2 separate regions of the Homo sapiens genome follow, and region 2 is linked to region 1. A link is a contact called in ENCODE Hi-C or POLR2A ChIA-PET data. All regions are on one chromosome and are shown on one strand. Each heading gives the region's core, a stretch centred on a gene start or an enhancer-like site at or near the end of the contact. The rest is flanking DNA. Distances are from core to core; before and after follow the strand shown.

Region 1 (7,790 bases), core at 2,370-4,869:
GGTTTGTGAGGATCACATGATGGAATGGAGGTGAAATAATTCAGTAATGTTTTGTTACATTATTATGGCCCATCAATGACATTTGATGTAATCTTTGAAATAGATGCTTGTGGGGATTTCATCTCTCTTAAATTTGCTCCGTGAGCAAAAACAGTATTGACCTTCCTTGGTTCTTTGGATGGTTCTTCAGCATTTGAAAGTCAGAAATTTTAGTTTGCAGTCCACGAATCTTACATCAGAACCCCAAATCATGTTCCTTTATGTCTCCATCCCTACCATACTATAGAGTTAGCCTCTTTTGAAGCCATACAATTTTTGAAAAATACTCATTTTAAAGGTTAACACTCCAGTGACACCATATAATGAAAGCTGTAAAGCGACTTTTACCAAGTCCGTTTCCTTCTAAGGAATCGTCTGATTTTGTAAAAGTCATGATGTCTAGCTTTGTTTATATCAACAACTAGAACAGTGATTTCTCCATCCTTGTCTTTTAATGACATTGTTATTATTTCCAAATGTGAAATTGGAGTATTTGACTTGGAGAAACCATTTCATTTCCTCAACGTGTTTCAGTCTAGAATGTCTCCTTGTACTCTTTATTCTTTACTTGGGGATACATCCAAGTTCTCAGATATGGAACATTTAGGACTTAATTTCAGGATGTTAAGCTGAGAATTCACTTGAAGTTACCTTTTAGTTACCCCTCTAGAGTTTACGTTTCCTAAGGTAAGGTATGCTATACAAAAATATGAAAAATGAAAAAGAAACAAAACGTGTATATACATCATTAAATAACACCAAAATCATATACCATTTCTTGCTCATATCACACTGTTTAGTCTGTCAGAATTCCAGCTGTTTCTTTATTCAGGCCAATTTGTTGTGTCTTCTCTGAGTTTATCTGAGTGGAAGAATTAAGAGAGGAATCCCTTGGGTTTTCTTCTCAGCATGAGCTGTGAGAACCCTTGTCCAGTTCTCTACTTTACCATATAGATATCAGAAGCTCTTTTCTGTTTTTTCCTCCCAACCCCCTACCCACTATGAATGCATTTAGAGGTAACCACTTTTCTACTGAACTGGTAACAGATTTTTTTCTCTCCTTAGTCTTACAGCAGTTCTGGTTTAATTTATTTGGGCATTTAACTCTTGACGTGGCTAGAGATTGTCTAGATTTCCTAGAGTAGAAAATCTAGAATAAACCTAGAAAATCTAAACATCTAGAGTAGCAGGGAGATACACTTTGCTATAGAGTGAAAGGCCAGGTAGTCTTCTTGTTCAAGATGTTAACATTTGGGTCTGGAAATGGCTAGTAGATAGAGGAAGGAATGAGAATAAAAGAGTAGTGAAGCCAACTTTCACACCATTGCCTATCTGTTCAGAGAGTACCAGGTGCTTTGCAGCTATTTTACTAGCACATCATGTGTTCAGTGTCTCCAGCTCTTTAAAATTGGCAAGTAGACAATGCTACTTTCAGGTTATGATACACTGGGACAGGCATAGTTACTTGGATACTTGCACAATAATTATTTCTCACCTTTTTGCTACCTCCAATAGCTTTGGGGTTCATATACTCCTAGAATTCATTTTCTGACAGATATTTTTATTTTTATTTTTTTTTTTGAGACAGAGTCTCTTGCTGTGTTACCTAGACTGGAGTTTAGTGGCGCACTCTTGGCTCACTACAACCTCTTTCTCCCAGGTTCAAGCAATTCTTCTGCCTCAGCCTCCCAAGTAGCTGGGATTACAGGTGTGTGCCACCATACCCAGCTAATTTTTGTATTTTTAGTACAAACTGGTTTCACCTTGTTGGCCAGGCTGGCCTCAAACTCCTGACCTCAAGTGATCTGCCTGCCTCGGCCTCCTAAAGTGCTGGGATTACAGGCATGAGCCACCACGCATGGCCCAGATGTAGGTTTTATAGAATGCAAATTCTGAATAAAATACTTCCACAAGAGACTCTTATCTTAATAGTAGATGTACAGAAATACTTCTGTGTTTCAGTGGAAGTTACTCCATTATATAGCCTTTATGGATGCTGAGAACACGTTCTAGAAACGGATGTCAACCAAGGGAGATTCATTCATTCCATACGTTTTTTAATTTCAAAAAACGTACACCGTCAATATTTTTTCTTAATTGAACAGTTTGTGGAACAGACGGGTGCTTTAATTATGGTGGTCTAAATTTACACACATTGCAGTGGTATTTTGCTACATTAATTACCTTACTTGTCAAGAGTAACAGGTAATTACTACATCAACTCACCCTCCTGCAGTATATAGAAACAGAACTTTATTTGAAAAGATTCAGCAAACCCCAGTGTATAGCCACTCCACACCTTTGTCTTTGCTACAAGAAGACAGCTGTCAGAGCATTTGTTTTATCATTAGCAGGGTAGAGGTGAGTTCACCCTTTTCTTTGTGTCTTTCCACCTAAGATGCGTGTCCAGAAACATTCATAGGCTCAACAAGCATGTGGACTAGCAAGAAACTTTGAGATGATCGAGTTCATTAAACCTTCTCCTGATAATGTGTTTCAGAGAGGGTGCATGACTTTTCCAAAGCCACACAAGAAGTAAATTAATGTCCAAACCAGGACTGGCACCAGTGTCACCTCACTATGCTGCTTTTTGTGAAGCTTAGTGCATTTTAATGATTTTTTTATAACTATAGAAAAATCATTTGGTATAGTATACTTTGAATATTCATTCACTTCATCCTCCTCACTTGAACTTCTAACCAATGCTTTGGCTGCCTTACAAAGAGTATTGATCCTATATTCTGTTGAACTGCCAGGTACAACTCATGTCATTTGGTTTCCTCTCCAGTGTACTAGTGTCAGCTTTTATGACAAGTTGTGTTAAAATTCTACTTTAACATGTTTTTTTTTTGTAAAGGCGAACATTTTGGAGCATATAGGATGCTCTTAGCAAAATCATGCAGCATTAACTCTCCTGGTTGCCATGGCATAGAAAGAAAAGATTTTGTCAGCTTTTAGGTGTGGTCCGGAATATACACAATGACATAATATGGGTGTACTATCTTAAAAGGCTTTGTCCCCTTTTTAGTCAAACACCTGTGACAAAATTACGAACTGTGGTTAACATAGAATACTTACAAGTGGTTTTTCGGAGTCGTCCAGGGTAGAGGAGCTCAGCGTGCAGACAATTTTAGTACCTACTTTTCTTCTTGCACCTGGCACTGGGAGTGAGTGACATTAAAAAGAAGTTCAAGAAGTCAAGAGTTAAGGATCCTACCTTTCAGACATTGTTTGAGATATTTTGTAGGGGGCAAGGTGGGCCTCTCAAGGGTCATTTACGACATAGAAGGGAGAATCTCTTCCAGTCCTCAACCCAAGTCAATTTCTGATGCCTGAATTCCAAGCCTAGATTCATCATTTCTGTAACTGATCTTGTCGTGTGCATTTGCAAATCACTCTGGCATTTATAACTTGTTACATTATAGCTTCGAGTGAGGTTTTCTTTTTTCTTAGCTTTTTATTCAATGGAAGGATAGCATGGTATATTTAGATTTAGTAATTCATCCATTCAACGCATATCTGCTGAGTGCCTGCTGTGTGACAGTCATTGTGCTGTAGATGGCAGGAGGAGGAGTGCATAGCAAGGCAGGAAACAGACCTTTGCCCTCTCGGCTTCTTTCTACTAGAGGGCAAACTCTATGACAGCTCCACCAGGAGAACTCTGTTCTCCTGGAGTTTGTCCTCTAGTATAAAGAAGCAGAGAGTGCAAGTGAAACGAAGGAACAAGATATCTGCGTGGAATGGGAGTTCACACAGGATACAGTGGAAAGCACAGACCTTGGGAAAGCCTGTCTAGCCAGGGAAGGCCTCTTGGAAAAGGTGACTTTCTATTTAAGACTTAAAGAATGATCCTCGGCCAGGCACAGTGGCTCACGCCTGTAATCTCAGCACGTTGGCAGGCTGAGACGGGCGGATCACCTCAAGTCAGGAGTTCGAGACCACCTTGACTAACAAGGCAAAACCCTGTCTCTACTAAAAGTACAAAAAAAAAAAAAATTAGCCAGGAATGGTGGTGCATGCTTGTAATCCCAGCTAATTGGGAGGCTGAGGCAGAAGAATCGCTTGAACCCTGGAGGCCGAGGTTGCAGTGAGCTGAGATCGTGCCACTGCACTCCAGCCTGGGTGACAGAGCAAGACTCCATCTCAAAAAAAAAAAAAGAAAGAAAGAAAAGACGAAAGAATGATCCTCATGTACAAAGAGCCAGGGGAAGAACCTTTCCTGCAGAGAATGAAGAGGGCTAAGCCTCAGAGTAAGGAATAAGCCGAGTGTGGTGTGGGGTCAGAAAGACCAGTGTGGCTCCATGTGGTTATTAGAGAAGGAGGTAGGGAGTGAGGATGGTGTGGGAGAGGTTAGGGGGTCAGCAGGACCCTGTATACCGGGGCGAAGGACTGGGTTTTGTTCTCTGCCATCTAGGCTGGAGTGCAGTGATGCAATTGTAGCTCCCCGCAGCCTCAAATTCCTGGGCTCAGATGATCCTCCCACCTCAGCCTCCCAAGCAGCTAGGACCACAGGTGGGTGTGCCACCATGCCTGCGTAATTTTTTAAATTTTTTATTGTAATGGAATCTTGCCGTGTTGCCCAGGCTGGTCACAAGCTCCTGGCTTCAAGCGATCTTCCTGCCTCAGGCTCACAAAATATTGGCATCACAGGCATGAGTCACTGCACCCAGCCTGGATTTTATTCTGAAATGGATGCGAAGCAGTTGGAGGCAGTGACTTCTGATTCAGGTGTGAGAACAAACCACGTGGACTGGGGAATGGATTGCGGTGTCAGGTGTGTTCTTGAGAGTAGGCTTCTTTGGGGGAGAGGCTGAGATTCTGGTTCCCTGAGGTTGAGCATGGAATCCTGGAAGATGCCACACCTGAGACAGACTCAGCTGGCCCTGGTGAAATGAGAAAACCCTTTTCTAACTGGCGGTGAGATGCAGCTACGCACCAATACAAGGGTGGAAGCACAGTGCTTCAGAGCACAGTCCTCCAAGTGTGGCGCCTGAACCAGCAGCAGTGGCGGAAGCAGCACCTGAGAACTTGTTAGAAATTGAAATTTTCTGGCCTCACTGTAGCCATAGTGAATCAGAAACTCTGGGGTTGGGGGCCAGGCGCAGTGGTTCACGCCTGTAATCCTGGCAGGGGATTACAGGGAGGCTGAAGTGGGTGGATTGCCTGAGGTCAGGAGTTCGAGACCAGCCTAGCGTCTACTAAAAAAATTAGCTGGGCGTCGTGGCGTGTGCCTGTAGTCCCAGTTACTTGAGAGGCTGAGACAGGAGAATTGCTTGAACCCGGGAGGTGGAGGTTGCAGTGAGCTGAGATCATGCCACTGCATTCCATCCTGGGCCACAGAGCAAGACTCCTTCTCAGTAAAAAAAAAAAAAAAAAACAACAAAAAAAACTCTAGGGTTGGGACCTAGCAATGTGCTTGTAACAAGACCTCCAGGTGATTTTGATGAGCATGCAAGTTTGAGAAGCCCGTTATAGGGTGTTTGTGGCAGATAGTGGCAGAAAAGACTTGGGACTTACTACAAATGCACTAATGCACTAGTCTCATGGGAAGATAAGACAGACACAATAAAGGGCTATAGCAAAGTGGTGCCCCGGTGCCGATCGGAACCTGCGTCTTGTGACTCTGTTCTAGTGCCCTTTCCTCAAGTGTTTATGGAGTGAAAGAATAAACAAAACTAACCTTGTATTTTTAAGGATAATTATATTTCTAAAGGAGGAGTTGGGTGGATGTTTAAGGACAAGTGCTATGGTGTGTGAACTCAGGTGACCTCGTTTCTCATGGTACTATTTTCTCAGATAATTTAGAAAAGCAGTGTCAGTGTGAATAACTCACTCCTTTCTCCCTGTCACTGATAGAAAAACAAGTGTTTTTGTCTTAAGTTACACCATTGAGACACTTAGCAGAGTGTAATAGCATTCTTTTATTTCTGTATTACTCAATCTATTTGGCCCTGTTTTGGTTTTGGAAGTCCTGGCACTCCCAAGTTATGTTTTTAGTGTCATGGAAGAAGGCAGAAGATTGATTATTTTCAGGCCTGGTATTTGTGCTTGCTCCTATCTGCTTTGTCCAACAGCGCTGTCAGAAAATCCTAGGATCATTTCCCTCACCCTCCACCCAGTGCTCTCTACCTGGCTAACACCCACCGACTTCTAATTTAATGGCTTGCAGGTCATTTCTTCCACGAAATCTTTTCTGACCCCTTGTGCTTAGGTTACATCTGTGTGTTAATCATTCCCATGTGCTTTTGTTAGTGTTTCCTGGTAGTATGTGGGCTCCAGGAGGTCTTAAACCTCATTTGTCTCAAGTTCAAGCTATATTGTGCTTCAAACATAGTGTCTGGCATGTGGTGGTACTGAGAAAGTAGCTGTTTCTTGGATGCTTTCCCTCTGAGTTGATTAACTACACTCTATGGTCGATCTTGGAAGACATAGTGGCGGGTTCTTCCTAAAAGGGGGTTACACCGGATATTAAGACATGGTCCCTGCTGTGCACAGTGGCTCACGCTTGTAATCCTAGCACTTTGGGAGACTGAGGCGGGCGGATCACGAGGTTAGGAGTTCAAGACCAGCCTGACCAACATGGTGAAACCCCGTCTCTACTAAAAATACCAAAATTAGCTGGGCATGGTGGTGCATGCCTATAATCCCAGCTACTTAGGAGGCTGAGGCAGGAGAATCGCTTGAACCCAGGAGGCAGAGGTTGCAGTGAGCTGAGATTGCGCCATTGTACTCCAGCCTGGGTGACAGAGCGAGACTCCGTTTCTGTTTTTGTTTTTTTGTTTTTTTGAGACGGAGTCTCGTTCTGTTGCCCAGGCTGGAGTGCAGTGGAGTGATCTCGGCTCACTGCAGCCTCCGCATCCCAGATTCAAGCTATTCTCTTGCCTCAGCCTGCAGAGGCAAGGCTATGCCCCTTACCCGCCACTACGCCCAGCTAATTTGTTTCTATTTTTAGTAGAGACGGGGTTTCACCATGTTGGCTAGGCTGGTCTCGAACGCCTGACCTTCTGATTCACCTGCCTCAGCCTCCCAAAATGCTGGGATTACAGGCGTGAGCCACCGTGCCCAGCTGAGACTCCATTTCAAAAAAAAAAAGACATGGTCCCATGGGGTCAAGATGGGAGAAGTATAGACAAAGCCAGAAATAAGTATTTATTTGAGGTAGATCTTAATGAGGGCAGAAATAAGTATTTCTTTGAGGTAGATCCTAATGCGGTATACACTCACAATGTGTTAGCTGCTGTGACTAACACAGAGATTTTGGTAGCTTTACATAATAAGGTATATGTTTTCTTCCCTTCATGTCTGTTGAACCTCCTCATCTTATTCTTGTTATGGGGTCTCAGCAGTTGGTGGGGAAGAGGAACAGGGAGTGCAGTTGACCTTCCATCATGGGCTTAGAAGTGCTGCCCCTTGCTACTGCTGACATCCCATTGAGCAGAAATCAGTCACATGGGCCTGACTTGTATAAATGCCAGTGAAATTGGGATTGGAATTGGAAATGTCATTTCCCTGTGTACCCAGGATGAAGACATTGCAGTGAAATTAGTTATCATGTGACAGTCCCAACAATTGATTACTTTGGTTTTAGCTACTGAGGTTTGATCAAAATAAAGCATACTTCCTATTTTTGTAGCCTGTGCATATATCAATACCCTTTTTTTCTCAGAGACTAATGAGAGTGATGACCCACAGTGGTTCTTAACTTTTGCATGTCATGAAGAGGATGTCTTTCATTTAAATCCCAACTAAGG
Region 2 (7,790 bases), core at 2,824-5,323, 140 kb before region 1:
ACTGGTCCACATAGCAGCTTTCCATACCGCGTTGTGTGAAGCATTTTGGTTCGATGCAGAGGGTATGGGATAGATGGCATGAATACTATAGCCATGGTTATATATTCAACAGAAAGGCCTGTTTTGGTTATGAGAGGGTCTAGAAATGCCAGTTTGTAACGAAGAGAATGGAGGTCTGTCGTAAAATTCACAAACTAAACTTTTTGAGTTAAACTTGAAAGCAGATAGCCTGGCTATCTTTATGCTGTTTAATTAAAATTTTGACTTCTATAAAAAATGGTAGTTTTAGTATTTTTCTTTTGAAGTTGCCTGCTGTGAGTCTAATTAATTTTTATTTAATAATAGGTTTGCATCTTTGAACTGTTTTTCTTGTCTTAGGGCTGGGTATCTTGTTAGTGAGTGGAAAGGAATGTTGGAAGAGGAGCGATAAAGGATGTTTCAGTCCCTTACTGGGCGTGGTGTGAGATGAATTCTGAGGTTGTGACTGGGCCCAGTGGGCGAGAGCATTGAGCTGCTCACCTGGGTCGGCTCCACATGCAGGTCACAGAACTGTGGTGTACGTGCTGGGTATTTGCTGAGCTTAGACAGGTCTGTTTTTTCAACTTGTATGAAGGAGAAAAAAGGAGGTGAAGAGAACATACCCTTCCCAACAGGGGGGAGAGCCTTCACAGAATGTCCACTCCTGGATTCATTCATCTATTCAATTGTTCAGTCAACAGATATTTACCAAGTGCCTGTTTTGTACATGACACTGTTCCAGGCATGTGGGATAAATCAATGAACAAAACAGACAAAGATCCTGGCCTTGTGGGCACTCATTCTGGGGAGAGAAAGGATGCAGACAGACAGACATAATAAGTAGATTAGTTAGGAGGTTAGAAGGGGTGTGCAGGAGAAGAAAAACCAGGGAATGAGGTTGGCAGTTCTGTGGAGTGAGAGTGGGCTGTGCTTTTGATTGTGACGCCAAGTAGTTCTTTTTAAAGGTGCTGTTTGAGTAAGGACTTGAAGGAGGTGAATGAGTTAGACTTGTAGAACATTCCAGGCAGAGGGAACAGTTAATCAAAGACCCTATGGTTGGGGGCAAGTCATGCATAATCAAAGGGCAGTCAGGAGGCTGCTGTGGCCAAGAGGAGTGGACTGGGGGAGTGTGGTGAGAGATGGGGCCTGAGAGCCAGTTGGGGCCATACCATTAAAGGACTTGCCTTTGTCAAAGTCAAAATATAGAGACAAGTGTCTAAATTCAGTGTTTTATTTGGGAATCACAGAATTGCAGTTCAAGGCATATGCACAGACTCATTGGAGCAAAGTTTGAGGATTTTATTAGACATAGTTTTATTAGAAATGGAAAGAAAGCTCACTGGCAAGAGAAGCAGCTTAGGGGAGCTGGCAAGCTCTGAACAGCGAGTGACGGTGATAGGTAGAGCTAGCCTTAAGAGTTGTGGCAGGTCATTTCAGCAGCTATTAGGTAAACCCGGTCTTATGGTTGCAGCAGGCAGTTTCAGCAGCTGGGCTTGCAGAGAATTACATTCTTGGAGCCATGCTATGTGCCCTGAGTGCCTTTATCCTCCAGGCCCTCAGAGTGATTCAGTTTGGGGTATGACAAAGAATGACCCATTCCACATCATGAACTTTCACACCTTGCGCTACACCCTGACCCATTTTGTATAATCAACTTTCACACAGTTCTGGTGCGAGAGGTGGAGGTGTTGATCTGCTATAAGTTTTAAGAAGTTCTCTTTTGCTACCGTGTTGAGAATAGACCACGGGTGGGGTAAGAGAAGGAGCAGGGAGTCCTGTTAGGAAGCTTGGCGGGGAGATGATGGTGGCTGTGACCAGGAAGTTGGTAGCGAAGGAGGGGAGTACTGGCTTTTTATATCTGTTTTGAAGGCAGACTCTATGGGATTTCCTAATGGAATAGATGTAGAATTTAAGAGAAAGACACGAGTCAGTATTGACTCAAAGATGATTGGCCTGAGTGTGATGAGAAGGATATAGTTGCCGTGGACTATGATTGGGAAGGACAAGTTGTGTTGGGGAAGGATGTGGTCAGAGCCTGCTTGAGATTGAAAATCACGTGGATAGAGCCTGCTTGAGAGGGTAAATCAAGTTCTGGACGTGTTGAGTCTGAGATGTCTAGACATTCCAGAGGACAGGCTGTAGAGGCAGATAGGTACACACATCTGGAGTTAAGGAAAGAGGTATGGGCCAGGTTGGGAGCCCAGGGAGTTAGGAATGCCTGGTAAATGCTACTGGAGCAGGCTGTTTTCATGTTCCCCTAAAACTGACCTTACTAGTATCTCAGGGATCCTTCTGTGTGTTTGCCGTGTAAGGAGATGCTCAGTTTAACTCTTGAGGGTGACGTTTCCTTGGTGTTAGGCATTGGTGCTTGAGCCGTAGGGCTGGCGTGCTGGTTCTGTGTACCTAAAGGAAGCTCTCAGAGTCACAGAAAGTCTGAAATAAACACAGGGGTGGAGATGGTCTTTCCTCCCTCATTACTGTGTGTGGGAAGAGATGACGGCACCAGGATGTGGGACAGAATGGAACTGAGAATCCAAGTTGGTTGACTCCCTTTCTGTTCTCTTTCTACTCTACTGGGTAGTGACCAGCTGTTGTATGAAGTGGCATTCACAAATGAATAATCCAACACCTTTGCTTCTCTCATCCCTTTATTCATCTTTTGTCACCCAGGAAAAGTTGGATTGCATTGTAGAAAGAAGAGGACTACTATTGCTTTTCTGTCTTAAATATGTACTACTTAAGTGTGTTGTGATGGGGGAAAAATAGACTCTTCAGGAACATGCATATGGTGCTTTTGGTAACAAGGCAATAAGGTAATAGGTGGAGGAAGGTTAGGAGTTCATTTTTGGGTGGGGATTTCTTCCTTTGTGTCTGCAAGAGAGGTGGGATATGGCTCTGGCTTTTTACCTTGCTTACAGGGTGTGTCTGCTCTTAAATCTTCTCCTGAGATGGGGCCTAGGCTATGCTGCCTGTCCTTAGCCAAGATAAGAGGTCATTTAGGGGCCAGGTATATTACCCTACCCTTCGCCAGGCCCTATATCCTGTCTCTAAGGCACCACTGGGAGGCAATATAGCACAATGTGAACTAGGTTCAACCCCTGGTTCCCCTCCACTTAATTACTATGTGACCTTGAGCAGGTGACTTCCCATCTCTGAGCCGTGGTTTTCTCACGTATAAAGATGCATTCCTACATCAGAGCTTTGTTGTGAGGAACCAAATGGGAAAATCTATGTCAAGGGCTGAGCACTGCACTTGGCACAAAGTAAATGTTGACTAAATGGCAGCTATTATTGTTGTCGTCATCACCAGCAGTTCCGTCAACTCCTACCTGAGCCTTAGGCCAGTTTTGTTAAGATTAATTTAGTTTCCAAAAAAGATGTGCTAATTGGATTATTACATTTTCATGTGTTTACATCTATATATACATGCATGGCTTTGAAATCTACACATGAATATATTTATCCATTCAAGTTTCTCTTTTAAAAATCTGTAAGGATTATATTTTTAAGTCATTGAACCATGATGAGATTCTTTTTCAAAAAAAGGATTGCTATAAGTGATCATTATGTAGGCCATCAAAATGGAGAATAATGTAGACATGGAGCTAAAAGAAAACCAAAAAAAAGGAAGTCAGTGTTCATACAGGGCCACCAATTGAGTGCATATTTTTATGGCCTGGTTATTTAAAAATATTGGCACTTGCCTACATTGTTTAGGATTGGATGACACAGACAGAGATGTTTTGGGGTTGGGGTAATTTTTTTTTTTTTTTTATTAATTCTACAACTTGTAGACTTGTAATCAGGAGTGGCTTATCAGCAGCTTTTCAAAATCTGACATTCCACATGGAATGCCCCAATGGAGGAAATTTAGCACTCTGTGAATGCTTTTACAGTTGAATTCCACACATATGAATTATGACAAGTGAGGCTGACTACACTGTGGTTTGTTGTGTCTGGTCTGGTTCCTACTTTTAAAGTTGCAGTTGCGTTTGGTCATTTGAAGCTTATTTTCACAGTCTGGCCAAGCCAGCAGGGTCCCGGGGCTCTGCAGGGGACATAAACCACCAGCCTTTAAGCCAGAGTGCTCAGTAGATAAGCATTTCAAGACTTCATTGCATCATACAAAAGGACTTATGGGCTTATTTAACATACACTATTTGACTTAATTTAGATATTTAATGGAAAGAAAAGCCTTTTATTATCACCGAAGGAAAGAACTGCCAAACATTGTGAGGCTCAGTTGAAATATTATAACGGATATACAGAGTGCAAATATATTTCACTGCCTTACATAATGGGGTGTTTAATAATAGTTGTTTCTTTAAATTTAGCACACGTATCTCAGACATTTGCACTTTGTAAATTATAGGCCGTGGTTCAAGAAACTCAGTTTTAAAAAAATTGTTTTAATGAGGCATGTACTGATTTTTTAAAAATGACCTTCAGCTTTGATTTATGTTTATGAGCCCAGATTGGGGAGTTCATGCCAGGAATGAACACTTTCCGTCCTGACTTTTTACAAATGTAAATATGAGCAATGGCTGGGTCTGCTGACTCGATTGGACAGAGCTTAGTTGAACATTGCAGTTGGTAGGCATCAGCCCCCTCTGCAGGTCTGGTGGCTGGGAAGAGCAAGGAGCTCACTACAGCACTGGGAGGACACTACACATAAGTGTCTAGGGGGAAGCCTTTCCATTGTGCTGCACCTGTGTGCTTTCATTTTCTGAAGTACCTGGACTGGCTCAGATTGCCAAAGCCCAAGGCCCAAGATCAACTGATTTTTTTTTTTTAGAGACAGAGTCTCACTCTGTTGCCCAGGCTGGAGTGCAGTGGTGGGATCTCAGCTCACTACATCCTCTGCCTCCTGGGTTCAAGCGATTCTCCTGCCTCAGCCTCCCAAGTAGCTGGGATTACAGGCAAGTACCACCACACCTGGCTAATTTTTTGTATTTTTAGTTGAGACGGGGTTTCACTGTGTGGGCCAGGCTGGTCCTCAAGTGATACACCCGCCTTGGACTCCCAAAGTGCTGGGATTACAGGAATGAGCTACCGCACATGGCCTGACTCTTCTTATTTATTTATTTTTTGAGACAGAGTCTTGCTGTGTTGTCCGGGCTGGAGTGCAATGGCGCAATCTCGGCTCACTACAACCTCCGCCTCCGGGGTTCAAGCGATTCTCCTGCCTCAGCCTCCCTGGTAGCTGGGATTACAGGTGCCTGCCACCACACGCCTGGCTAATTTTTGTATTTTTAGTAGAGATGGGGTTTCACCATGTTGGCCAGGCTGGTCTCCAACTCCTGACCTCAGGTGATCTGCTCGCCTTGGCCTCCCAAAGTGCTGGGATTACAGGCGTGAGCCACCGTGCCTGGCCTGATTCCTTCTTTTTAGAGACAGAGTCTTGCTCTCTTGGCCATCCTGGAGTGCAGTGGCCTAATCATAGCTCATTGCAATCTGAAACTCCTGTGCTCAAGTGATCTTCTTGCCTCAACCTCCTGAGTAGCTAAGAATCAGGTGCATGTCACTGAGCCCGGCTAATTTTTAATTTTTTGTAGAGACAGAGGCTTCTTTATGTTGCCCAGGCTGGTCTTGAACTCCTAGCCTCAAGCAATTCTCCCATCTGAGCCTCCTAGAGCATAACTGATTCTTAATTTGGGGCCTAGCTTGTCCTTTCAGGAGGTGAGGAGCTGTTGTGGGTTGAATTATGTCCTCCCCCCATGATGTATACACTGAAGCCCTCACCCCCAGTACCTCACTCGGAATGTGACTGTATTTGGAGATAGGGACTTTAAAGAGATAATTAAATTAAAAATGAGATCATTAGGATGGGCCCAAATCCAGTGTGACTGGTATCCTAATAGGAAGAGGAGATTCTAACAAAAACCCACACGGGAAGACCGTGTGATGACACAGAGGGAAGATGGCCAAAAAGAGGGGCCTCAGGAGAAACCCACCCTGTGGATACCTTGATCTTCGACTTTCAGCTTCTAGAGTCATGAGCAAATATTAATGAATGCCTGTGGTTCAAGCCACCCAGTCTCTTGTACTGGGTTACAGCAGCCCTGGCTGACTAATAAGGGAGCATACAGTATCAGAATCTGCACAAGGGCATGCTTCATCTCTATTCTCTATTATAATACAATGCTTAAATATGAAAAAATGATGGCAAGAAAACCATTACAAGGAAGAAACCCATAATGACTGGCGAAATCCATACGGAGAGTGGAGCTGTATCAGAAAATGCCAAAGTAGTCATGATGGGTCAGGTTTATTGAGAAGTCCCAGTGGGCTGAATGCAGAGCTCAGTGTCTCACATACATTTTCCCCTTTTGTCCTCACCACAATCCTGTGAGCTATGAGCTGTTGCCCTCTTCATCTTGTAAGCAAGGAAACTGAGGCAAGGAAGTTAAGTGACATCCACGAGATTTCAGAGCCAGCCAGGGTCAGAGCTGGAATTCCAAGGCAGGTATCACTCTGCAGACCTAAGTTGTTTCTTTGACAGCCCTAAGCCCTTGGGAGGTTGGGGGCCAGAGAGGGGTGGTTGTAGGATCTATTACGATAATTGGTTAAAAGATATTGGGACACATTGCCTTAACGATGTTTTGGTTCCATCTGCAGAAAGAGGCTATAAAACGTATTGAGTAGAGTGAAGATGTCACTCGTAAAACAATGAGTATCACTCATATTACAGAGCCCTCAGGATCTGTGAGCCCTGATCCAAGCCCTGTACATACCTGCCTATTTCTAACTCACAGAGGCCTGAGCAGCTTCCCCAGAGCTTCTGGGAGTTCTGCACCCAGGCCGTCTGACTCCAGCACCTGGACCTCTAACCACTGGGTAGGCACTGCCTTCCCTCACGAGCCCAGCGCCTGCCTAGCATCTGCTTCTGTCACAGTGAGGGAAAGATGGTGGCTGCCATTTGAGCTTTTAAAACAGAAAAATACTTTGTCCCCCAAATTTCCTCCCTTTATTACAAACATGATTTATGATAAATGTAAAGAATCTAAAAACCAAATCAAAGCTAGAATAAACATTATCTGTAGTGCCACCCCCTAAAAAGAATTACTTCTAGTATTTTTGTCAGCTTTTCTAGTCCTTTTTCCCCCTATAGAAATATACTTAATGCAGCCATAAATATACTAATAAGTTTATAGGCAGCAGCACTCATTAGAAAAGAGCAAGAGCTTTGGAATAAGACTTGGGTTTAAATCCATTTACTAGTTGTGTGTATTTGGACAAGTTATTTTATTTCCCTGTGTCTCCATTTGCTGTCTGTAAAATGGGGATAATAACACTTCATTGGATTTTGCAGTAGCCTAGCATATGTAATGTGCTTATTCCTGTCAGCTGGCACACAGTAAGTACTCAAATAACTTTAAAAAGTAGCAGTTTTGGGCTGGGTATTGTGGCTCATGCCTGTAATCCCAGCACTTTGGGAGGCCAAGGTGGGTGGATCACGAGGTCAGGAGATCGAGACCATCCTGGCTAACATGGTGAAACCCCATCTCTACTAAAAATAGAAAAAATTAGCCGGGCATGGTGGCAGGTGCCTGTAGTCCCAGCTACTCTGGAGGCTGAGGCAGGAGAATGGCGTGAACCCGGGAGGCAAAGCTTGCAGTGAGCCGAGGTTGTGCCACTGCACTCCAGCCTCGGTGACAGAGCGAGACTCCATCTCAAAAAAAAAAAAAGCAGTTTTGCAACATATCATTCAATAGACATTTGGTAAGCAGGTATGATTTGGGGCTCACGTTTCCTTCTATGCCCTTGTTTGT

Evidence for each region. Hi-C counts contacts between places; a loop is a spot of excess contacts on that map. ChIA-PET counts read pairs that join two places held with the same protein, here RNA polymerase II (POLR2A). Pooled maps may share reads with other maps.
Region 2: a map of naive thymus-derived CD4-positive, alpha-beta T cell shows a loop between it and region 1 (5-fold over the local background). The contact joins two enhancer-like sites. A Hi-C loop is called at or near these places in 2 of 168 maps with a recorded cell type or tissue (CD4-positive, alpha-beta T cell and naive thymus-derived CD4-positive, alpha-beta T cell) and 6 of 50 pooled maps. POLR2A ChIA-PET finds 5 or more read pairs at or near these places in 6 of 52 experiments (AG04450, activated B cell, activated T-cell and 3 more).

Annotation. Positions count from the first base shown.
Region 1 is chr3:71,368,425-71,376,214 of GRCh38, reverse strand. All of the region lies in intron 3 of FOXP1 (forkhead box P1), which reads left to right. Among named protein-coding and RNA genes, the nearest start is that of FOXP1-AS1, 83 kb to the right of the region's middle. Within about 2 kb of position 3,619, at least 2 of the 41 ENCODE cell types and tissues checked have a DNase peak (open chromatin) inside an H3K27ac peak, as active enhancers do.
Region 2 is chr3:71,507,499-71,515,288 of GRCh38, reverse strand. The region is part of intron 2 of FOXP1 (forkhead box P1); the gene reads left to right. Among named protein-coding and RNA genes, the nearest start is that of MIR1284, 31 kb to the left of the region's middle. RefSeq lists a silencer at 4,437-4,731. Within about 2 kb of position 4,073, at least 4 of the 41 ENCODE cell types and tissues checked have a DNase peak (open chromatin) inside an H3K27ac peak, as active enhancers do.